Regions from separate parts of the Homo sapiens genome. Here all the other regions are linked to region 3. Evidence: chromatin loops called from intact Hi-C (ENCODE). Cell type or tissue: B cell. All regions are shown on one strand.

What was found. A loop is a pair of places that touch in the nucleus more often than their neighbours do. Peaks named below come from ENCODE experiments on the same cell type or tissue, not always from the same donor. Only the 100,000 strongest peaks of a DNase experiment are listed, where the experiment ranks them.
Region 1: a loop joins it to region 3, with 13 times the contacts of the local background. A loop is called at or near these places in 6 of 110 quality-filtered maps.
Region 2: a loop joins it to region 3, with 7 times the contacts of the local background. A loop is called at or near these places in 2 of 110 quality-filtered maps.

The regions. Positions count from the first base shown.
Region 1 is chr19:16,441,030-16,449,029 of GRCh38, reverse strand. It overlaps EPS15L1 (epidermal growth factor receptor pathway substrate 15 like 1), which reads left to right. Exons shown (of 24, transcript NM_001258374.3): 2 at 6,811-6,852; 3 at 7,049-7,138. Among named protein-coding and RNA genes, the nearest start is that of EPS15L1, 27 kb to the left of the region's middle. RefSeq lists enhancers at 3,080-3,139, 3,250-3,329, 3,064-4,263, 4,366-4,545, 6,968-7,468 and 1 more. In B cell, a CTCF peak has its summit at 7,200 (motif pointing left); DNase peaks (open chromatin) are centred at 1,899, 2,799, 3,509, 4,989 and 3 weaker places; H3K4me3 peaks cover 2,853 bases; H3K27ac peaks cover 6,941 bases.
Region 2 is chr19:16,136,219-16,144,218 of GRCh38, reverse strand. It overlaps HSH2D (hematopoietic SH2 domain containing), which reads right to left and starts at 534. Exons shown (of 6, transcript NM_001382417.1): 1 at 445-534. HSH2D-AS1 (HSH2D and RAB8A antisense RNA 1) reads left to right here and starts at 4,304. Exons shown (of 2, transcript NR_199156.1): 1 at 4,304-4,484. RefSeq lists enhancers at 132-181, 192-271, 412-671, 752-911, 399-1,093 and 2 more. In B cell, a CTCF peak has its summit at 3,039; DNase peaks (open chromatin) are centred at 578, 1,117, 1,848, 2,878 and 2 weaker places; H3K4me3 peaks cover 1,534 bases; H3K27ac peaks cover 4,225 bases.
Region 3 is chr19:16,580,743-16,588,742 of GRCh38, reverse strand. The region is part of intron 1 of MED26 (mediator complex subunit 26); the gene reads left to right. Among named protein-coding and RNA genes, the nearest start is that of SLC35E1, 12 kb to the right of the region's middle. RefSeq lists enhancers at 74-143, 314-363, 2,404-2,453, 1,868-2,750, 2,484-3,133 and 4 more and a silencer at 6,931-6,980. In B cell, no CTCF peak of the experiment used is centred here; DNase peaks (open chromatin) are centred at 162, 902, 2,602, 4,292 and 2 weaker places; H3K4me3 peaks cover 5,121 bases; H3K27ac peaks cover 7,791 bases.

The DNA.
Region 1 (8,000 bases), 140 kb after region 3:
AGTGCTGGGACTACAGGTACGCACCACCATGCCTGGCTTGCCCATGTTCTAATTTGATTGTTTTCTTTTTTATGCTGTTGAATTTGAGAGCTCTCTAGTATATATTTTAGATAGTAGTCATTTGTTGGATATGTGCTTTGCAAACCTTTCTTTCTAGTCTGTAGCTTGCCTTTTCACCTTTTTATCTGGCTTTTTTTTTTGAGACGGAGTCTTGCTCTGTCACCCAGGCTAGAGTGCAGTGGCACAATCTCGGCTCACTGCAGCCTCTGCCCGCTGGGTTCAAGCAGTTCTCCTGGCTTAGCCTCCTGGGTAGCTGGGATTACAGGTGCACACCACTACACCCAGCTAATTTTTTTGTATTTTTAGCCATGTTAGCCAGGCTGGTCTTGAACTCCTGACCCCAGGTGATCCGCCTACCTTGGCCTCCCAATGTGCTGGGATTACAGGTGTGAGCCACCGCGCCCGGCCTTTCTCCCCCCCCCTTTTTTTTTAATACGGAATTTTGCTCTTATTGCCCAGGCTGGAGTGCAATGGTGCAATGGTGTGATCTCGGCTCACCTCAACCTCCATCTCCCGGGTTCAAGCGATTCTCCTGCCTCAGCCTCCCGAGTAGCTGGGATTACAGGCATGCGCCACCATGCCTGGCTAATTTTACATTTTTAGTAGAGATGGGGTTTCTCCATGTAGGTCAGACTGGTCTTGAACTCCCAAACTCTGGTGATCCTCCTGCCTCGGCCTCCCAAAGTGCTGGGATTACAGGCATGAACCACCACGCCAGGCCTTACATGGCTCTTTCACAGTGCAAACATAAAGTTTGTCTGCCAATCTTTCCTTTTGTGAATCGGGCTTTTGGTGTCAAGTCTAAGAACTCTTTGCTTTGCCCTAGATCCTGAGGATTATGTTTTACATTTGAATTCATGATCCACTTTGAGTTACATTTTGTACGAGGCATAAGACTTTTAGTTCGAGGCCCATGTTTTTCCTATGGATGCCGATTGCTCCAGTGCCCTTTGTGGAAAGGCTTTCCTTCCTCCTGAAATACTTTTGCACCTTTGTCAAGAAATCCACTGGGCAGATCTGTGTGTGTCTGTTTCTCAGATTCTACATTCTGTTCTGTGCATTACTGTCTGTGCCCGCCCCCTGCCAATACTCCACTGTCTTAACTACTCTAGCTATAGAGTCAGTCTTGAAATCAGGTAGACTGACTCTTTCCACTTTATTATTCTTTTTCAGAATTGTTTTAGCTTCTCTGCCTTTTTTTTTTTTTCCGAAGATGAAGTCTTGCTCTGTCGCTCAGGCTGGAGTGCAGTGGTATGATCTCGGCTCACTGCAGCCTCCGCCTCCCAGGTTCAAGTGATTCTCCTGCCTCAGCCTCCTGAGTAACTGGGATTACAGGCACCTGCCACCATGCCTGGCTAATTTTTGTATTTTTAGTAGTGATGGGGTTTCATCATGTTGGCCAGGCTGGTCTTGAACTCCTGACCTCAGGTGATTCACCCACCTTGGCCTCCCTAAGTGCTGGGATTACAGGTGTGAGCCAGAGTGCCTGGCCCTGTAATACTTAAATTACTAGTGAGATGGAACATTTTCTTTCTAACTTTGCTGCATCTCTTCTTTCTGAATTGCCTCTCTCTTTGCTCATTTTTAATTGAGATGTCTTTTTCCTTGTGATTTGGAAAAGCTCTCTTTTCACTTGCCAAGTCTTCTCCTTCTCTTGGTAACATTTACCTTAGCTCTGCTGTAGAAACCTCTGATGGAGCAGTTGGAGAGAGCTGCCCATCCAGTCCAGGAAGGTTAGACATACCCCAGCGTTTCCCTGATGCCTTTTGAATGTTTTGAGTCAAGTCCCAGTTCTGCCCCGTGCTTGCCACATGACTGAGCCAGGTTATCTCACCCGCAGAATGTGGGCCGGCCTGCTGGGAGGGCTGGGCTCACATTGGGTGATGGTTGTGCAAGGCCTGTGGGGGCCTCTAAGGGGAAGGCAGAAATGGAAGGATTATCAAGCAAGCTCTACTCCGGGCTATGTTTTTGCATCCATATGTTTTTCTAAGTAGGAACTCAGACTGAGATGTGTTTCAGTGTTATATGCCTAACTTCCTGCAAAACTTGGCAGTGGCATTGAAAAACATAGCCATTATGGGGTCTCAGCTTTCCTGGGGAAATGGCAGGTCATCGAAAACACTGGCTTTCAAGTCCATTTATATGCTCAAATTGAGTGTTGCCTTTTGACCTCTTCTGTTTAATAAAATGCTCCAGCACGTCATCACGGACGTGCATTTTCCCAGGCCAGCATATGCATGAGGCTGTCCTGTGGTCCGGTGCACAGCCCTGTGACACCTGGGCTGTCATTACAGGGTGCACAGTAGGTGAGGGTCTGACTCCAGGACCACCTATCCTGGGTGCTTCACTGACTGTTGCTCATTGGCTGTTGTGGTCCTGAGTAGGGCAAACTCAGTTTCCCCACCTGTCAACTGGACTAGTAATATTACCTGCCCTTTAGCGTTGTCGGGAGGATGAGAGGTACTGGATAGGAAACAAGGGATTATAGGTACTTCTCTGAACATTTTACAGTGAAAATGGATTGCTTTCCAAAAGTCATTTTGAACCAAGGCTGATGATCATTGGTTTGTTTTGCACAAGAGCGCGTACTTTGCTAGCAGAGTGAGAGTGAGAGTTTGGGCAGGAGGCAGCCAGGCATGAAGATGTAGGAGGCGTCCTGCCCTCGGCCACGTGCGGGGATCAGAGTTGGGTGAACCCTGCTTAGGAGTCGTTAGAACACAATCCTGAGACAGTTTCTCCTCCGAGGTGGTTCTGCTGGGTTTCTCCATCTCAACTGCTGTTGTCCTGGGTTACAGTTACAGGCGCTTGTGTGAATTGCGGTGTTTTAAAGCCTTCAGAGCAGAAGGATGTGAACTTGTCCTTCTCCTTGTGCCCCTCTCTCTGTCATCCCACTTGTAAATTGTTTCTGGGCTGGAGGATAAGTGAGGAGGCCACAGGAACTTTGCATGTTGTCTCTTAGCATTTTGAGTTAGGAAGAGCAACTGAAAGACCGAGCTGAAAGCTACACTGAACCTCATCAACAATTCACACACTGCAGAGGCGAAGATGGCGTCTTCTCAGCACAGTGGGCTGGGTCAGGAGAACACATCGGGTCAGCTCTGCTGCACTTCCTTCCATTCCTACGGCCATCCTGGTGCCACCTGCAGCCTCTTACGGTGCAGGCCTCATCCCCTGGTGCGTCCCCTCTCTGCTGTTGCCTCGGGCTTGGCCCCAGGCTCACTTTGGGGTCAGACATGGGTGGGCAGCTCCAGAGGCTGCTCTCAGCATACAGAGGGCTCTTTCCCAGTAGCTGTGAATCTTCCTTTTGGGGGCCAAGAGGTCTCTGCACAGGGGCCAGTGACAGACTGCCTGGGGCTGGGGATTTATGTCATTAGCAACATGTGTCTTCAGTTCTGTCGCAATGACATATCAGGGCAGCGTGCAGGTGTGAGTCCATTGTTCCTGGGAAGAAGCCTGGCATAAGAGGAAGTGGCAGTTGGGGCCTGGTGCTGTACCTTCTTTCTTCCCCCTTCTGCTTTTGCATATGCAAAACCTGACATATGTGTAATTAGATCAAAACCTCTGACCACTGTCATTGTTCCAGGTTACCCAGATGGACTCCCGTGGTGATGAGCAATGGTTGAGCCATACTCCCTGGGCTTTCCCTCAGCTGTAGGTCTTTTGAGAGTGACATCCGGTGGTCATCAAGTGTTCGAGCCGGATGAGCCTTTAGCATGGATGGGCAGAGGTTGGAGCTCTGGGCTGTGTCCTTCAGCGACTCTTCTGGATTAGTCCAGGCCTTGTTTCTCTTGGTTGCGGATCTTGTTGCTCATTAGCGCCTGGGAAGTAGAGCAGATATTTAATAACCCTGCATGCCTCAAAGACTGAAACTCTTTTTTTTCCACTGGAATCACAGTAGCTTGGAAACCTCTTTCCCTTGCTTCCCATGAGATTGTTAAAAAACTCGCCTGGGGCTGGGCGTGGTGGCTCATGCCTGTAATCCCAGCACTTTGGGAGGCCAAAGCAGGCGGATCACCTGAGGTCAGGACCAGCCTGGCCAATATGGTGAAACCTCGCTTCTACTGAAAATACAGAAATTAAGTGGGCATGGTGGCACGCACCTGTAGTCCCAGCTACTCGGGAGGCTGAGGTAGGAGAATGGCTTGAATCCAGGAGTCAGAGATTGCAATGAGCTGAGATTGCGCCACTGCTCTCCAGCTTGGGTGACAGAACAAGACCCTGTCTCAAAAAAAAAAAAAAAAACTTGTCTGGAAATGTGCTTCAGATCCAGACCTCTCTGATCATTGGCAGGAAGGGCACCTTTGTCATCTGAAGTGAGGGCCTCTGGAGTCTGTGAACCCATGGCAGGCGATGTGCTGTTTGCTGCCTAGACCTGACCACTGTCACCTTTACTGACAGATGACAAACAGCCTGCCTGCCTTGGCCTCCTTTCTGTGGGTCTTCTTCCTCTGGGGAGACATATTTTGGAAATAAGCTGGAGTTTGAGCCCAGAAGTTGACACAGGTGTGATGGCTGGACACTGTCATCTAACGAGGTTGTAAGATGCTAAGGGTGATAGCCACTCCTTCCTGTACCCCTCACCCAGGAATGGTGTCACTGCCTCCAAGCACGAGGGGGGCAGCCATCTTGGGGCTGCTGTTGCTATACACACTTACCTCCTATGTCTTTTCCATGATGTCTTTGTCTGTTTTAAAATGATGGCTCCTAAATCTCTGGCTTTTCTTGCTTTTTCATGTTATTCTAGTTTTTTCTGCCTTTTCAGTGTTTCCCCCTTTCTTTTCCTCTTTTTTTTTTTTTTGACTTTTTCCCTCTCCCCTTTCAGATCTTTATGCTATTTTCCTTCTATTTTCATTTTGTCATGGTAGTTTTCTCTGTACTTTCACTTCTTTTTTTTTTTTTTTTTTTTGAGACGGAGTCTCGCACCGTCGCCTGGGCTGGAGTGCAGTGGCGCGATCTCGGCTCACTGCAATCTCTGCCTCCCGGATTAATGCAATTCTCCTGTCTCAGCCTCCTGAGTAGCTGGGATTACAGGCGCACACCACCACACCTGACTAATTTTCTGTATTTTTAGTAGAGACGGGGTTTCACTATGTTGGCCAGACTGATCTTGAGCTCCTGACCTCGTGATCTGCCTGCCTCGGCCTCCCAAAGTGCTGTTTGGGATTACAACTTTCACTTCTTTATACATTCACAGGTGTTGGCGTCCCCCAGAGACGCTGACCATAATCCGGGCATTATTATTTTTTTCTTTTTATTTTTGAGACAGAGTTTCACTCTTGTCACCCAGGCTGGAGTGCAGTGGTACGATCTCGGCTCACTGCAACCTCCGCCTCCTGGGTTCAAGCGATTCTCCTGCCTCAGCCTCCCAAGTAGCTGGGATTACAGGTGCATGCCACCACGCCTGGCTAATTTTTGTATTTGTTGTAGAGATGGTGTCTCGCTTTGTCATGTTGGCCAGGTCTCGAACTCCTGACCTCAGGTGATCTGCCTGCCTTGGCCTCACAAAGTACTGGGATTATAGGCGTGAGCCACTGCGCCCGGCCTGGGCATTATTTTTAGCTTCAAATGACCCTTTGTAGCACAACAATATGCAAGTGGTGGGTGCGTATTGGTTCAAATCCAATGACTATAACTGGAAGGAGTCTACGTCCCCCTGGTTTTATTCATTGTGAGAAATCGTACAACAGCAGTCCCAGAATTTGTTGGATAAACACTGTAATCCTGCCCCCAAGATAGTCCTCTTTTCCCTGCCCAGTTCTATTCTCTTTAGCTGTTTACACATCCATTCTGTATAATTAGGTGTCATTGTGCATTCTTCACTTTTATCGCTTATTACATCAGCGGCAGGTTTGTGTGCTCTTTTTTCACCTCACTTACTAAAACACCAACGCACGTAAACTTTTACAGCCAGCATTTCAGGGACTGCATAATTCCCCACCAGGTTGGCACACTCCCCTGGGTGTCCCTCCCCTTCCCTGGGAGACGTCTGGCAGAGCTCAGGACACAGCGGGAAGTGTCTGGACTTGGCCGCCAGCCAGGCTGGATCCAGGTGTGGCCTCTGGTGGCCCCGATTAGCTGCGTGACCCTAGATGGGGAAGTGACCTCCAAACAGCGATGTCTTGGGGCTCTGAGGTGTCGGGAAATGGAATATCTTCAGTGCCAAGCTGAGGACACTGCACTTCCTTCCTTCCCTGGTGGGAACAGTTACTGGCCAGCGCTCTCCGGGCGCGGGCTGGTCAGTGTGCGTCTCTGAGCACTCAGGTAGCTGGAGGAGGATGGATGGGATGGTTGAGAACCAGACCCAGGCCAGGGAAACTGGTCGAAAGCTTGCAGGCCTGGTGATTTATGATAATGCGTGGAAACTTCTTTTCTGATTCCGGAGCCAGAGAACAATCTCAGAGGATAGAGTGTCCTTTCCCTCTGAGCTCTCCAGGAGCTGAAATCCCTTTGCTCAGTGAATGGAAATTGACACTGGGCTGCTGCTGCTGTTTCCTGAGTGACTATATTGTTTGCCCTAGAATCAGGATTTATTAAAGAACATTAAGCTTACTTTTTCTAAATCAGGTAAGCATAATAATATCTGTGTCTGAAGATAAACTGAATTCTGTGTTCAGAGGATGTTTAAAGTGCATGCATTTTGACTCTAACTATCATCATATATTTTGGTCATGACAAAATTGAGGGGGCAACCCTTTTTTTCCCCAAGGGGTTGTGTTCACTTTTGACCAATATCTGTGGTTTCATTTACAGATTCCCACTGGAAATTCGTTGTATGAATCTTATTACAAGCAGGTAAGTTTAGCTGATGTCTCTTCAGATGGAACTAGAGCATGCCTGAGCTGAAAGCACAGTACAGAATAGAAGCCCGGCTGAGCGGCCTTTTGTCCTTTTCTGTTCACTGTCAGCGGATAGTTAGCGTGGCGGGTGCCACTTCACCTGCTGCTGCATTTGCTGAAAAGTTATTTTGCCTCTTGGTCTCCCATTTCAGGTCGATCCGGCATACACAGGGAGGGTGGGGGCGAGTGAAGCTGCGCTTTTTCTAAAGAAGTCTGGCCTCTCGGACATTATCCTTGGGAAGGTATGTGAAGATGAATAGTGATTTCTCTTCTGTGGCTGCCCTCACAGCTCCCCCCGCAGGTCAGGGCCAGCCTGTGCAGGCCTCCTTCCATGGGGCCCGGCCTCCTGGGTAGTGGCCTGGTCGCTGCAGACCTCTCAGGCTGCAGCTGGTGGATCCAAATGCCCAGGTGGCAGCCCCCACCACTACTTTGGTAGCAGATAAGAAACCCGAGTACTTTTGGGGTCTTGATAGCTTGTGGACTTTTTTTTTTTTTTTTTTTTTTGAGACAGAGTTTCGCTCTTGTTGCCTAGGCTGGAATGCAGCGGCGCGATCTCGGCTCACTGCAACCTCCTCCTCCCGGGTTCAAGTGATTCTCCTGCCTCAGCCTCTTGAATAGCTGGGATTACAGGCACATGCTACCACACCCGGCTAATTTTTTTTTTGAGACAGTCTCGCTCTGTCGCCCAGGCTGGAGTGCAGTAGCGTGATCTCAGCTCACTGCAAGCTCCACCTTCTGGGTTCACGCCATTCTCCTGCCTCAGCCTCCCGAGTAGCTGGGGCTACAGGCACCTGCCACCACGCCCGGCTAATTTTTTGTATTTTTAGTAGGGACGGGGTTTCACTGTGTTAGCCAGACTGGTCTCGCACTCCTGACCTCAGGTGAATCGCCCACCTTGGCCTCCCAAAGTGCTGGGATTACAGGCGTGAACCACCGCGCTTGGCCACTTGCGGACTTTAGTTGGGGGAAGAAGGGTGTCATAAACACCATTGGCTTGGGAGCTGAGTGCACCTGGATGTCCTCTGGGCCCTGCCGCTGACTGGCTGTGCGCCCCTGGGCAGATCATTCACCTGCTCTGAATTGGCTTCTTCATCTGCAGGACAA
Region 2 (8,000 bases), 440 kb after region 3:
AGGGCTAGGTTCCTGTGTTGTTGTTTTTTTCTGTGTCCTGGTGCTGGCCTGGCACAGAGGAGGGTGCAAGGGTCTTTGCTGGTGAACAGCTATCTAGTGATGAAAGACCGCATGCTCAAATTCAAGCTCCTGACCCTGGCCTGGGAGCCTCCTCTACTTCCCCGCTACCCACATTCTAGACCTAAAGACATCCTTGCTCTCTCTCTCTTGCCTCTCCATACCTTTGCTCATGCTGTTGTCTTGCCAAGACCCCCTTTTCCCTAACTCCAGCTCCATTTTCCATTTGTGGTCACCACAAATACCCCCTCCTCCACGAAGCTCTCCCCCATGCCCCTAGAAAATCCCTCCTGCCACCCCAGGCCCCACTAGCCCTGTCCCTCCTTCTGGCCTAGCCCAGCCCCCACGTTCTGTCTCCTCGAGGGCTGAGGCTCTTGGGTCACATACCTGGGAGACCCTTGGATGGCCGAGGCCCTCGCTGTAGCTGTGCCAGTGCCTGCAGGAGCCTGGGTTTCGATTCAAGGTCTGCACGTCAATGGGGCGGGGCTGGCTGCCCCGAGGCAGTTCCTGTTTCCTCAAGCAGGTGAGCCCTGGGGGCGGAACAAGGACAGCTCAAGTCACCCTGTCTGCAGTCCAACAAAGCATCTGGTGCCACAGGTGCAGAGACAGCTTGCTCCTGTCTTGCCCCCAGCAAGTTGTTATTGAGCACCTACTGTGTGCCTGCTGTTTGGAGGACACAGGGGTGACACGGAGACAGGTGCAGGCCCCCTGACTCCTGGCATCTATAATCTATCAAGCAGTGAAGAGGAGTGAGACATCATTACAAAGGGAGAACGGGGAACGGGTGCGGTGGCTCACACCTGCAATCCCAGCACTTTGACAGGCTGAGGCAGGCGGATCACTTGAGGTCAGGAGTTTGAGACCAGCCTGGCAAACATGGCAAAACCCCGTCTCTATTAAAATACGAAAATCAGCCGGGTGTGGCGGCGCACGCCTGTAATCCCAGCTACTCAGGAGGCTGAGGCACAAGAATTGCTTGAACCCGGGAGGCGGAGGTTGCAGTGAGCAGAGATCGCACCATTGCACTCCAGCCTGGGCAACGGAGTGAGACTCCTTCTCAAAACAAAAACAAAAGCAACAAAGGGGGAACAGAAACTGGGCGCGGTGGCTCACGCCTGTAATCCCAGCACTTTGGGAGGCCGAGGCGGGTGGATCATTTGAGGCCAGGAGTTTGAGACCAGGCTGGCCAACATGGTAAAACCCTGTCTCTACTAAAAATACAAAAATTAGGCGTGGTGGCGGGTGCCTGTAATCCCAGCTACTCAGGAGGCTGATGCAAGAGAATCGCTTGGACCAGGGACGCAGAGGCTGCAGTGAGCCGAGATCACGCCACTGCACTTTAGCCTGGATGACAGAGGGAAATTCTGTCCCCCGCAAAACAAACAAACAAAAAAACACCAGCTGGGTGCGGTGGCTCATGCCTGTAATCCCAGCACTTTGGGAGGCCAAGGTGGGCAGATCATTTGAGGTCAGGAGTTCGCGACCAGCCTGACCAACATGGAGAAATCCCGTCTCTACTAAAACTGCAAAATTAGCCCGGCGTGGTGACACATGCCTGTAATCCCAGCTATTTGGGAGGCTGAGGCAGGAGAATCGCTTGAACCCGGGAGGTGGAGGTTGCGGTTTGCTGAGATCTCACCACTGCACTCCAGCCTGGGCAGCGAGAGTGTAACTCCGTCTCAAACAAAACAAAACCAACGAAAACCAAACAAAACAAAACAAAAAAACAAAAAACCCCAAACAAACAAAAAAATCCAAAGGGGAAACAGGAAGTGGGAACAGCAGTTGCACAAACCCACAGAGGTGACCTAACTGACGTGAAGGAAGGGGCATTTGAGGGTGAGAAGGAATCATCTTGATTTGGGGAGTGCGTAGTGCAGAAAGAGTATATTTTTTTGTAGAGATGGGGTCTTGCTATATTGCCCAGGCTGGGGGAGGGAAGAGCAGGCACAAAGGCCTTGAAACTGAATTGAGCCTGGACAGGCTGGGGTCTCATGGCACGCATAGGTCCACACCAGGACTTCCTCCATTATAAAATATTTTAAAATATTTTTATTAATTGACTAACCTATTTTAGAGACAGAGTTTCACTCTGTCACTCAGGCTGGAGTGCAGTGGTATGATCATAGCTCACTGCAGTCTTGAACTGCTGGACTCAAGTGATCCTCCTGCCTCAGGCTCCCAAGTAGCTGGGACTACAGGCACACACCACCACACCTGACTAATTAAAAAAATATTTTTTTTGGAGATGGGATCTTGCTGTGTTGCCCAGGCTGGTCTCAAACTCCTGGGGCTCAAGCGATCCGCCCACCTTGGTTCAAGTGACTCTCCTGCCTCAGCCTCCTGAGTAGCTGGGATTAGAGGTGCCCACCAACACGCCTGGCTAATGTTTGTATTTTTAGTAGAGACAAGGTTTCACTATGTTGGCCAGGCTGGTCTCAAACTCCTGACCTCAGGTGATCCACCCGCCTCAGCCTCCCAAAGTGCTGGGATTACAGGTGTGGGCCGCCGTGCCAGCTTAAAATTCTATTTTACAACTGTGTTGGCATTAAGACCGATGTGGTCCAGGCTGGATTCCTTATTGTATATTTATTATTAGGATGTTCAGTTTTTTTTCTTCTGATTTTAAATAAGCTGAAGCCCTTTGGGAAGTCCCACACAGCACTTGGGTCCTGGGTGCAGGCCCTGTGTGCCTAACAGATTGGCCAGCTCTGGCCGTGTGCTCGTACCCCAGGCAGACAAACAAAACTACTTCCTCCTCTCCTTTCAGGCAGAAAGGGCCCAGATCCTACTGGGGGCCTCCCCAAGGGCCTATTGCCCTGGCCCAGCTGGGCTAGATAACCCCAGGCTCACCCTGGGTGCCTCTCTCACCCCCCTGCTCCTCCTCGGCAACAGCAGCACCTCGTCTGCCCTCTGTGGTCAACAAGGTCTAAGCAGGAGACACGTGGAGCCCTGCTTCTCACTCACCTGCTGTGTGTCCTAAGGTGAGTTGCTCAGCCTCTCTGAGCCTCAGTTCTGCATCTGTGCAATGGGCATAATAGCCCTCCTTAATCATGTGAAGATGCTAGGAGAGGCAACTCTCCAGCACAGCACATGGAGATGAGTTGGGAGTGAGAGAATCAGGACTCTTTGTTGTGACTTAATTCAAGCAAGGCCTTTGTGTTTGCCTGGGGGAGACTCTGGCTTGGGCCTCAGACCTCATGGGCTGAGCTGCCTTGGGCAACTCACTTCACCTCTCTGTGGCTAATCTCTTTTTCTTCTTCTTTTTTTTTTGAGTAGGGTCCCCTCACTCTGTTGCCCAGGCTGGAGTGCAGTGGTGCAGTCTCAGCTCACCACAGCCTCTACTTCCTGGGCTCAAGTGATCCTCCCATCTCAGCCTCCTGAGTAGCTGGGACTACAGGAGCACCACCACCACGCCTGGCTAATTTTTGGATTTTTGAAGAGATGGGGTTTTGTCATGTTGCCAGGTTGGTCTCGTTCAAGTGATCCTCCCGCCTCAGCCTCCCAAAGTGTTAGGATTACAGGTGTCAGCTGCTGCATCTGGCCTTTTTATTTTTGAGATGATGTCTTGTTCTATCGCCCCGGCTGGAGTACAGTGGTGCGATCTTGGCTCACTGCAACCTCCACCTCCCGGGTTCAAGCGATTCTCCTGCCTCAGTCTCCCCAGTAGCTGAGATTATAAGTGTGCACCACCACTCCTGGCTAATTTTTATATTTTTAGTAGAGACAGGGTTTCACCATGTTGGCCAGGTTGGTCTTGAACTCCTGACCTCAAGTGGTCTGCCCACCTTGGCCTCCCAAAGTGCTGGGATTATAGGCCTGAAGTATTTATTTATTTATTTTTATTTTTTATTTTTTTGAGACAGGATCTTGTTCTGTTGCCCAGGCTGGAGTGCAGTGGTGCAAGTACAACTCACTGCAGCCTCAAACTCCTGGCCTCAAGCGATCTACCTGCCTGGACTTCCCAAAGTGCTGGCATTACAGGCATGAGCCACCGGGCCTGGCCTTCACTTCACTTCACTTCTCTGATCCTCCTGGGAAAGTCTGACCATCGGGGCTCTTATTTGCATGGGGTTTAGAGTTTCCAGGAACATGGGGGTACGCTGGCCCAGCTCTAGCACAGTCCCCTAAGACCTCACCACAAACGGCCCAACCTCGCTTCCCCTGACCTGCTTGGGTGATGTGGTCTCCCACAAACTAACGTCTTCCTTTCAGATGTCGCAACAGAATCACCCCCACACCCCTCAGTGTCCGCAGGCCTCGGCCCGCAAACGGACATGCGTCCCCCAGAGGAAGGAAGGGTGTGGAGGGGAAAACGAAGGTGCCCTGATGGGGAGATAACGGGGCTAGAATTCCAAGGCCCCCTCTCTCTGATACCAGGTTCTCCAGGGAGACAGATCTGGGCTTCTCAGCAGAGGCCGCAGCTGGTAAGTGGGCCATTCACAGATTCACGTGGGGTGGCTCTTGGGGGAGGTGGCCACAATGCCATCTTAGTGCTGGGAAAATGCTGGGCCCATACATGTCAGGGAGTGGGGAAGCCCTTAGGCTCTGCCAACACTGGGTTTGATGCGATTCTTTTTAGAGACAAGGTCTCACTCTGTTGCCCAGGCTGAAGTGCACTGTGCCATCATAGCTCCCTGCAACCTCAAACTCCCGGGCTCAAGTGATCCTCCCGCCTCAGCCTCCCAAGTAGCTGCAATCACAAGCTCACACCACCATGCCCGGTTAATTTTTCAATTTTTATTTTGTAGACAGGGTCTTGCTGTGTTGCCCAGGATGGTCTAGAACGCCTGAGCTCAAGCAATCCTCACACCCCAGCCTCCCAGTGTTGGGATTATAGGCATGAGCCACTGTGCCCAACCCTGGACTTGATGTAATTTTATGATTTTAGCTTCCTACAATGCCTTCATTCTATTCATTCATTGATTTCACAAACACTGGCTGAGCCCCAGCTCTGGATGGGCACCATGCTAGATGCTGCAGATGAAGCAGAAGGCAAGATCGGGCCGGGTGCTGTGGCTTATGCCTGTAATCCCAGCTCTTCGGGAGGCCGAGGTGGGCAGATCACCTGAGGTCAGGAGTTCAAGACCAGCCTGGCCAACATGGGGAAACCCTGTCTATACTAAAAACACAAAAATTAGTTGGGCGTAGTGGCTCATGCCTGTAATCCCAGATACTCAGGAGGCTGAGGCAGAAGAATTGCTTGAACTGGGAGATGGAGGTTGCAGTGAGCTGAGATCATGCCACTGCACTCCAGCCTGGGTCACAGAGTGAGACTGTGTCTCAAAAAAAAAAGGCAAGATTGGCATGGTCCCCACCCTTCTAGGGCCCACAGTCTATGAGGAGACAGATGCTGAATGAGTTCACATGCAGGACAGTCAGGCAGAAAAGAAAATAGCAAGGGCAGGCTGGGTGCGGTGGCTCAAACCTGTAATCCCAGCACTTTGGGAGACTGAGGCAGGCAGATCATGAAGTCAAGGGATCGAGACCAGCCTGGCCAACATGGTGAAACCCTGTCTCTACCAAAAATACAAAAATTAGCTGGGCATGGTGGCGCACGCCTGTAGTCCCAGCTACTCGGGAGGCTGAGGCAGAAGAATCGCTTGAACCCGGGAGGCGGAGGGTGCAGTGAGCTGAGATCTTGCCACTGCACTCCAGCCTGGGCAACAGAGCGAGACTCCATCTCAAACAAACAAACAAAATCAGCACGGGCAAAGGCCCTGTGGTAGGAAAGAACTTGGTATGTCTGAGGCACAGATGATGACAGCTAAGGTGTCCAAACGGTGGAAACAACCCAAATGTCCATGAATGAATGAATGGGTAAACAAAACGTGGTTCCATCATCCACACCATGAAATATGATTCAGCCACAGAAAGGAAGGAAGCACTGCTCCATGCTACAATGTGGATGAGCCCCAAAAACATGATGCTGAGAGAAGCCAGACACAAAGGCCACCTAGTGCATGATTCCATTGATATGAAATGTCCAGAACTGGCTGGACACGGTGGCTCACACCTGTAATTCTAGCACTTTGGGAGGCCAAGGTGGGTGGATCACCTGAGGTCAAGAGTTTGAGACTAGCCTGGCCAACATGGTGAAACTCCATCTCTACTAAAAATACAAAAATTAGCCAGGCGTGGTGGCGGGACCTGTAATCCCAGCTACTCGGGAGGCTGAGGCATGAGAATTGCTTGAACCCAGGAGGCAGAAGTTGCAGTGAGCCAAGATTGCACCACTGCACTTTTCTTGGGGAACAAGATGAACAATGGTGGTCATAGTAATAACAGGGTGGGTGTGGTGGCTCACACCTGTAATCCCAACACTTTGGGAGGCTGAGGTGGGAGGATCACTTGAGGCCAGTTCAAGACCAGCCTGGGCAGTGAGACACCATCTCTACAAAAAAGTAAAACAATTAGTTGGGTGTGGTGGTATGCACCTGTAGTACCAGCTACTTGGGAGGCTAAGGCAGGAGGATCACTTGAGCCTGGGAGGTTGAGGCTGCAGTGAGCCATGATCCCACCACTGCACTCCAGCCTGGGCAACAGAGCAAGACCCTGCTTCTTTTTTTCTTTTTTTTTTTTTTTGAGACGGAGTCTCGCTCTGTTGCCCAGGCTGGAGTGCAGTGGCATGATCTAGGTTCATTGCAACCTCCGCCTCCCTGGTTCAAGTGATTTCTGGCTAATTTTTGTATTTTTAGTAGAGACGGGGTTTCACCATATTGGCCAGGCTGGTCTCGAACTCCTGACCTCAAGTGATCCACCCACGTCGGCCTCCCAAAGTGCTGGGATTATAGGTGTGAGCTACCGCGCCCGGCCGGATGACCCTGCTTTAAAATAATGATAATGATGATGATGACAGTGATGAGGACAGTGATGATGCTGATATCAGCCTATTCTGTCTCTGTGCTCATTATGTATGTACCTGTGCCTCCTCTGGGATCCATCATCTCCCTGGCTCTTCATAGCCATCCTATGAGGTGGAAACTATGATCCCCCCTATTTTGCAAGAGAGGAAACTAAGTTCAGTTGTTGAGGGCATGTGTCCAAGGCTGTGCCATTGAAACGGCCTCATCTGGGGTAGATACCCGAGATTTGTCATCTCATGGCCATGGAGAACAAGGACGTGGACACACAAGAGTGAGGTTAAGAGAAGCTTAATAGGCAAAAGAAAGAGAAGAGTTCCCTCCTGCAGAGAGAGGTCCTGAAAAAATGCATTGACAGATGCACAGTGAAATGCAGGGGATTTTATAGATGCCTGGTGAGGAGGCAGTGTTTGATTTACATAAGGCGTGAAAGATTGGTTGGACTAGGTGTTATATTTGCATAGGGTGTGAAAAACTGGTTAGGACTAGGTGTGCCATTTGCATCGGGTGTGAATTTCTGGCCACCCCTAATCTTTTATCATGCAAGCGGGTCCTCTGCCTGAGCTGTGCCATGTTGCCCATCCCTTTACTGTACACGTGGTAATAAAAACAGGGAAGATGGAGTCTCCACGTTGGTCTTGCCTGGCACCCAGGCAACTGTTTTCTATTGACGCAGCTGCTGGCATTTCCCCGTGCAAGCTTCTAGCTCGCTTATCTATGTCTGCAGCTCGATTTCTCAGACTGCTTTTTGTTAGAAAAAATAATTTCTTGGGCTGCTTTTTGTTAGAAAAGAAATTCCGCCAAGGACTCTGGTGCCCTCACTATCTGCCTAAATAATTTCTTTCTAGCTCCTCTATCACCGTGGGTCTTGAGTGGTGCTGGGATTCGGGCCCAGGCAGCTCCCTCTTATCCGTGACCCATTAAGGGCTCAGAAGAAAGCCAGGCACAGGATGGGTTCCCAGTCAGGATCTGCTATTCATTGCCATTGGCTGTCACTGTCTCCGAATTTTGCAGTTTTGGACAGAAACTGCAAAGTTTCGTGGAAAGAAAGCAAGTTTCCCAAAGTGGCCATTTATCAGG
Region 3 (8,000 bases):
ACTGCCCTGCCTGAATGGATCTTACAGACCACAGAGCAGCCCAGCAGAAAGTGCAGTGTGCGGGTCCTCGTGGCCTGGCCCCTGGGGGCGTGGTCTCCAGCACACCATTCATGCTCTACAGACACCATCTTGTGGTTTTCTCATGCTCTCAGAGGAGGAACTGGGCTCCAGTCAGTGATAGGTCTTGCTTGCGTCAGTGCTGGAGGCCAGGTGCGGTCCCCTGCTACAGCTATGCGCGGCTCAACCATCAGGTCCTTGTCTGCCCAGCCTCAGCTAGGATCTTCCAGGCGGCGGCACAGGGTGCGCTGTTGTGTGCATCTCTGTGCTTGGCAGTCTCTTGAAGGTTGTTCCCTGTTGATTCCTGAAAAGCTGGCTCGTTCTTATTTGGGCTCTGTCTTTGGCGGAACATATATGGGCCGAGCACTGTGTGTGTGTTTCCCCCGAGGATGTTGGGTCATTTCCAGTCTTCTGCAGCTGGCATTCTTATCAGCTGCTCCTAGAAGAGAGAGGCTGAGAGGGAGAAGCCCCCACCCAGCGTGCTATCACCAGGACTCCGCTTGGCTTCCCACTGCTCCAGTTCTATCCGCGTAGCAACGAGTCAATTTACAGATGAGCTTTGAGAGCTCTTGTGCCTTCACAAAGGGCCAAATGGCAGTAAGAATCGTAAGTTCTGCAGACCTGAAGCAGAGGTCAGGAGAGTCTAGGTTGGTAGTTTGGTTGGGAAGAGCTGCTAAAAACAGAAAGTGGGAGGGAAGGACGCTGTGGGGGCAGTGGCTGTGGAGAGCAGCGCTGCCTGCCTCCTGGCTTCATCTGCAAGTTTCCCTCGCTGCAGAAGTCAGGCATGCCTACTGATGGAGCTCCTACTTCTGCCCCAAGCCCTGGGCTTCCTCTTTCTGAGTTGCTCATGGGGTTCAGTCAGGGCTCCGCGTGCTGCCTGTACTCAGGTGGCATTTCCCGTCCCCCGGGCTGAGTTGTAGCATGCAATTGCATACTTGCCCAAGCATTACAGGAGCTGTGGCTGCAGGACAGGGAGGGCCACATGGACATGACAGACCACTCAGGTGGCCGGCTGCTCCTGGGAGTAGCAGGAGGGCCCCAGCAGGAAGTGCTTTTCAAGTGGTGAGCTTGGTGGCTGTGGCCGAGACATGCACCTTCCCGTCATTGTTCCTCCCAGTGTCATTCTTCCTCTGAGAAGCTGTGAACTTGAGGCTTTGCCCCTGGGGTTTGAGGCTCCCATGAGGTCCCCTCAGAGGAAGGTGCCTTCACTGGGCAGAGCCTGGTGGACCTGCACCAGCCCCATGAGGCTGAGCGGAGAGTGCAGGGTGGGGCCCGCCTGAGGGTAAGCACAGCAGCACCCCTCAGGGCTGCGCTTTCCAGAGCTGAGAGGGAGGGCAGAGCTGGGGTCTTGGGGTGGAGGTGGGGTGGGGATGCAGGTGCCGCCTCTTGTACTGACTTGCACCAGAGGCAGTTTGGCTCCCAGCTGCCTGGGAACACGTGCGGAGTTTGTCAGAAGCAGGAAGACTTGGTGTGGCGGGAACCAAATCACAGACACACACTCTCCCAGCAAAGCCCTGTTTGATTCACCCGTGTGTCCTCAGCAGACACGACTGTGTGTTGGGGGTTGGGGGGTGGGCGAGGTGACTCAGCCGCGGACGGCATTAGAATGCTTAGCACATTGAAGGCAGACTGTCTGTTTCTGGGTGCCATCTGTGGCATGTTTGGGTTTGGAAGGACAGCTTGCTTGCTGATGAACACTTCCACAGTCTTTTGAGCTAAGTAGTTTTTGTAAATTACTGTCTAGACCATTCTGCATTAAAAAAAAAAAAAAAACCCGACAACATCCCCATTGTTGTTTTTAAAGTGAACCGGTTTTTACAGGTGCTTTGCCACTGAGGCCTCAGCAGGGGCTGTTTTGAGCCCAAGGAGCAGGTTATGTGGGCTGTGGGGCACAGGTGCGGGCCCACAGGCTGCCAGGGCAGTGCCGCCCACCGTCCAGGGTGGTCAGGAAGGCTGGCCGGACACCGAGGTGGGGGAGTGCAGAACTGCAGTCTGTGCTCCATGTGCACTGTTCCCAGGGCCAGCCCGGTGGGGAGTGGGCTCCAGTGCCATCTGAAGCCCTGCTGTGGTGGCCCGTGCATGCCTGGGTCACCCTGGTCCTGCCTCTCAGGCATCCTGGGGACAAGGCATAGACAACACGGAGACCGTGGAGGTGGCCCTGTGTGGGTTCAAGGAACTGTTTGTAACCTGTGCATTTCACTGCAGGAGCACGTCAGGAGAGTCTTTACAGAGTGCCGACATCACCACAGGCTGGTGGCACCTGGTACCCTTCACCCCACCTACTCAAAGCACCAGATGGGCCCTGTGTGTTTGGTAGCCATGTCAGGCTAGTGGAAGGCCAGGCCTCACCATCTTCTAGCTGTGTGGTCTACCCGGGACCTCCATTACCTTCCTGGCCCTCAGTTACCTTATCTGTAGAGTGCGCTTGTGAGGATGACGTGAAAGAACTTGGCACAAGGGCAACCCACCAGTGATGGTCCTGTGCGAGTTGTGCCCGGTTGGGCCTGCCCAGGCTCAGCACCCTTGGGACTATTGGTTGGTCAGACCTTGGGCAGCACAGGGTTTCCCCTTTGCTACCACAGCTGCATTCCCAAGAGGCTGGGGATCTCAGGCGGGGTGGGAACAGTTCAGATGTGGAGAAAATGGAGAGGCAAGCCAAGGGGCTGCTGGGACTCAAAACTCAGTCTCAGTTCCTTGTTTCAGACCAGGGCTGGAAATCCCCAGCAGTAATTACTCAGGGCCTGAGGGTTTTACTTACACACCCCTGTAATAAAGCGAGGAAGAGGTTGGCCAGTAGCGGGTCCACTCCACTGAACAGGCCCCAGCTTTGCACTCAGACCCAGTGATCCTCTTCACAGAAGAAAAACTCGGACACATGCCGTGGCCCAATTAAAATATTTGCCGACAGGAGTTTGGTTTGAAAGGTGATTCCACGCACCCTGTCGTAGGTGGGTTTTCAGAAGAGTCTAGTCTTCCGGACTCCGGAGGGGTCAGAGGTGTCACTGGGTTTCACAGGGCCACAGAGGAGTGCTGCTGGCTGGCCTTTGAGGGAAACCTGGAAAGAAAGTTCTGAGTGGCTGTGTCCTGTGGCTCAGCTGTGCCCAGAGCCATAGGATGTGGATCGCAGATGGGAGGGAGGTGGTGCTGACTGGGGCTGGGCAGGTCCTGGAGTGACGGCTGTCCCTTCCCTGGGTTACTGCTGGCTCATTGTTATGTTTCTCCCCTTCTGGAAGAGAGTGACCTAGCCCCCACCCCTTCTTGCCAAGTCCTCCCTCCTGGTCTGGGCCACTTGAGGGCCTGTCCTCTCTGTGGTGGTGGCTGTCCTGGGCTCCTTCCTGGTACAGGTCAGGCCTCTCCCTGCAGGAAGGAACTGTCGACCTAGCGTGTGCCCCTGGTTCGGGCTCTCTGTGGTTTCCTTTAGAAGAGAGGCGTGAGGACACCTGAGAGTCGGACCGGGATGGACAGCTGGCATGGGTACTCAGAGCTCCCCTCTCCAGCCCCAGGGGTGCCTGCTGTTTCTGCACCAGGTCTGTTAAGCAGCAGCCCAGTACCAGAGTAGGGGAGCTTGGTGAGGGGCTCCTGGGGTCTCACCAGATAGATGGTGTTGTGCAGTTCAAATCAGTTAGGAGGCCTGAGACTTGAGACAGGCTCACGTGGAGGGAGGTGGCATCCTACCCAGCCCTCGGCCCTTGCTGCCCCACTCAGGGGCCAGATGGTGGACAGTGAAGCCACTATGAGGAGTTGGAAACAGCTATTTGCTCACTTCCCCTTTAGATGGCTGCCAGTCCTTCTAGATCAGTGAACTCTCCCAAACAAATGCTAGGAAATAGATGTATTTTCTCATCTTTATTTGTGAGAAATTTCAAGCATAAAAGTAGAGAAAGGTAACCATCCTGCTTCAGTAGATAGCTGCTTACAGCCATGTGACTTTGTTTCACCCATCCCCCTCCTGTCACTCACCCTAGGGGATGATTCTGTAGCAAATTCCAGATTGTATTATTTCTTCAGGAAAGTGTCACTGAAAGACGAGGATGCGTGGTGGGTCTTTAATAGCTCACACGGAGCGTGGTGTGCTGTGAAGTCGCATACAGGGTTCCCCACTGCTCCCAGGGTGTGGGAGAATGAGGTGTCTCACGCAGCTCCAGGCGCCTGACCCAGGCTGCTTCTGAGGGGTGCTGGCCCCTCCCTCAGGCTGTCTCTGTGCGTGTCCAGCCCCGCCTCCTTCCTCACATTTCCTGTGAGCTGAACAGCACATGTCACCAGTTAGGCTGGCTGGAATTGTGGCTTAGCACAGGCTATGGGGCTCTCTGGGGACAAAGGTGCCAGCCTTTCCGGAAGCCTTTCTTTTTTTTGTTTTGTTTTTTGTTTTTTTTTGGCGGGGCGGGGGGGGGCAGTGTTTGGGTTTCGGTTTTTTTTTTCTTTTTCTTTTTTTTGAGACGGAGTCTTGCTCTGTCACCGAGGCTGGAGTGCAGTGGCGTGATCTCAGCTCATTGCAACCTCCGCCTCCCAGGTTTGAGCGATTCTCCTGCCTCAGCCTCCCGAGTAGCTGGGATTACAGGTGCACACCACCGCGCCCGTGGAAGCCTTTTTAAGTTCTCATGTGGAAGGATGACCACAAAAGAGCCCTGGGACAGCCAGACCTCTTGTGGTCTTGGGCGAGAAGTTGTCCCCTCCATGCCCCCATGCGTGTGTTCCTGGGGCATCCCTGAAGTGTGGGGCACCTGTGTGCTGAGGGTTGTGCTGGTGGCCCCAGTTCACCCTCTGCCTGGATGCAAACTGTTCTTCCTCAGTATCTATGCTAGCTGTGATGCCTATGACCTGAGACCAGGCCTCCCTGCTTGGTTTTTCTGAGATTCCAGAAGGACGAGATTAATGTTCACATTCCTATTGGCCCATGTGTACCTGATCATGCCTCATGGATTTCCATTCTAAGACCTGAAAGTGTTCGGTGTGACAGTGGAGTCAGTTCCATCAACATTCATGTACCAGGCGGCTGGGCTGGACCTGCATGTATACCTGTGCCACACCTGGTCCCACCTGCTAACTTCCTGCCCTGCCTGCCTTTGGAGCAGGCACCCCAGGGAGGTCCCACCTGCTTCCAGAGTGCTCCTTGCTGCATTTACCCCTGCTTCTCCTAGTAGCTGCATGGAGGTTCTGCTGTCGACACCCCCCACCCCCACCCAACACCCTTGCCCTTCACAGGCACTTCCCGCAGCAATGAAGAGGCCAAACTGAAGCAAATTAAGTGGGCAGGGGCGGTCAGTGTTGGTAGAAAGGGGAGGCAACGCCTGTCTTCGTTGATGGTTAAGGAAGTTCAGACCCATCTGCATCTATTGAGGGGTCCCTAGTGGAGAAGTGAGAGGCTACAGTTCCTGACGGGATTCCTGCCCCTTTGGGAAAGCAACTTGGCAGGTGTTTTGAGAGGTTTTTTTGGACTGGGAACAAATCCCAAGGGAGAATCCAAAGGAGGAGGGGGCCTCAGATGTGCCAGGCTATTCCTGACAGCAAGAGGCTGCAATTGGCCATCGGGCCACAGACATGGCCCTGGCAAGCCTGAAGAGCTGCCTTAAAGCCATCTTTTGAGGCCATCGCCTGGAGCGGCTCCCCATGTGGAGTCAAACTGTGTCTGTGCTGAGATTAGGATCTAGTGTACTTCCCCAGATAGATGGACAGGTGCCAAGGGCATCCCAGAAACAGGGCAAGGGCAGGTGGTCTGTGGGGGCAGTCGCTAAGGGGGATAGAAGACAGGTTGTGAAGGAGCCACCTTGGGTCTTTTGGGTCTGTTTTTCCTCCCGGTGTCCTTACCCATGGCCTCTCCCCTGCCGCAGGGCTTTGGTGCTGTCTGGCCAGCTCCCTGCCCATCCTTCTCCAGCTCTTTTCTGCTTTCCAGCATGGAAGTCGGTCTCCAGCCCAGGTGGACACAGCTCGTTCTGCCACATCCTTTTTTGACCTCCCTGGGAGGCCACCTTAGGTGCTGCCCTCCCCCTGTGGCCTGCCTCCCTGCCCTGAGGGTTCATGCTGGACTTAGCAGGCCTGGAGTCAGAGCGGGAGCCTCCCCTCAGCCACATACGAGTCCTGGTGTCTCTGTCACTCACAGAGGGCCACCTCCATGAGAGTGGGAGACCTGCCACTCCTGGGTGGGGGGTCAGTTGGTTGTTAAGGCAGGGTCCCCAGGGCCAGGGTCAGAAGCCAGCTCCTATTTTGCTCCTATGGGACCAGCACCAATTGGGTGCTAAGTGTTCTTTGGGACAGACTGTGGCCATCTATAAAGAGGCTCTGTGGAGCCTTCTGGCTCAGTGTGCCTGGGGTCGGGGCCAGGCCCTTTGCAGGGATTCCTCGCTGCATTGCTCAGTGTCTGCCTCCTGGGCCTGGGAGGCCTGTGTCTGGATGCCCAGGTGGTGCTCCCCACACAGTGTTCAGACTGCTTGACATCAATGCCCCAGAGGTCGCAGGGCAGGGCAGTCTCACCTTGCCCCCATCCTTAGCTCTGCTGACATCACTGACTGCCTTCTGCTGGCTCCAGGGAGTGGCCGCACTGGACACTCACCCTCTCTCTGTGTCTTACACAACACACATTTATCATCTCAGGCTCTAGGGCTCAGAAGTCAGCTCCAGTCTCACCGGGCTGGGATCCAGGAAGCAGCGAGCTGCGCTCCTCTCTGGAGGATCCATTTTCTGCCCCTTCAGGTGTTGGCAGAGTTCATCTGTTTACGGCGTAGGACTGTGGGTTTCTAGCACCTTACAGGTAGAGCAGGCGGGCTCCTCTACTCCTCAGGTGAGCAGCTCACACGGTGGGGACAGAAAGGGGACTGCCAAGGCTGTAGCATTTCCCTTGGGGCTCCTAGAGGCTGAAGGCCTCTCTGCACACGCTTAAGCGTGGCTCATAAGGCAGGGGAGGGGCCAAGGGTAAGGATACACAGTCACAGGGCCCTCACACCTTCGCCTGGTGTCCCCAGCTCCCACACAGTTTCCAGGAGACTCTTGGGACTGGCTGTTAGTTCAGCGGTGATTTCTGGGGCACCAGCTCAGTACCAGACCCTGGGGTTGCCCAGGTGTTCTGTCTCCTCCCTCTTGTCTGGCAGCAGGATGGTGTCTGCCCAAGGACAAGGACACTTTGTGCCACCAGGCTAGCTGGGTCTGGGCAGTGTTCTGCTCTGCAAGGACTGCTGCTTCAGGAGTATGTGGGGAACCAGGGCTCCAAATATACCAGGGTGAGGTCAGCAGGGTGGAGGTGAAGCCATGTGGCAAGCCCAGGGACTGAGTCGGTGCTGGAGTGCCTGGGGCAGGGAGTGGTTGGCCTTGCTGTCTGTCTGGGACTGGCCTCCTCATCGCACAGTCTTCCCCTGCACTGATCCCTGCCCATTGCACGAGGAGTGCGGACAGGACTGTATCTCCCCTCATATCACCCGTCCACCCCCACCATGACACAGCTTGAAGCAGGGTTTTCAGGGTCATTTGGAGCCCTGAATGGAGAACATTGCAAGGCAAGGCCGTTGTTGCCAAAGAGCAAATGGGCCCATTGGCAGGGCAGCTTTGTGGGAGTTCTGCGGGGACTGCTGTCGTGGCTCTGCAACTTTACACCCAGAGGAGACAACACGGGAAGGGAGGGAGTGGCAGTGGCTGCCTCCCACTGGAAGTGGGGCAGAAGAGTAGAAAAGCCAGAATCCATGAGGCCAGCAGAATTAACAGCCCTCAAGGACGTCCACATTCTAGTCCTGGAGCCTGGGCACATGGTACCGTACATGACAGATGTGACTAAGGGAACAGCCTGGAGATGGGGAGGTGATCCGAGATCATCTGGGCAGGCCCTGCCTAGTCAGGGAGTCCTTAGAGATGGCACCTATCCTGGCTGGGTCAGAGAGATGCCGGGTGAGGACTCAGCCTGTAGCTGGCTTTGAGCATAAGGGGAGGGGGTGTGAGCTGGATGCAGTGCCCTCCAGAAG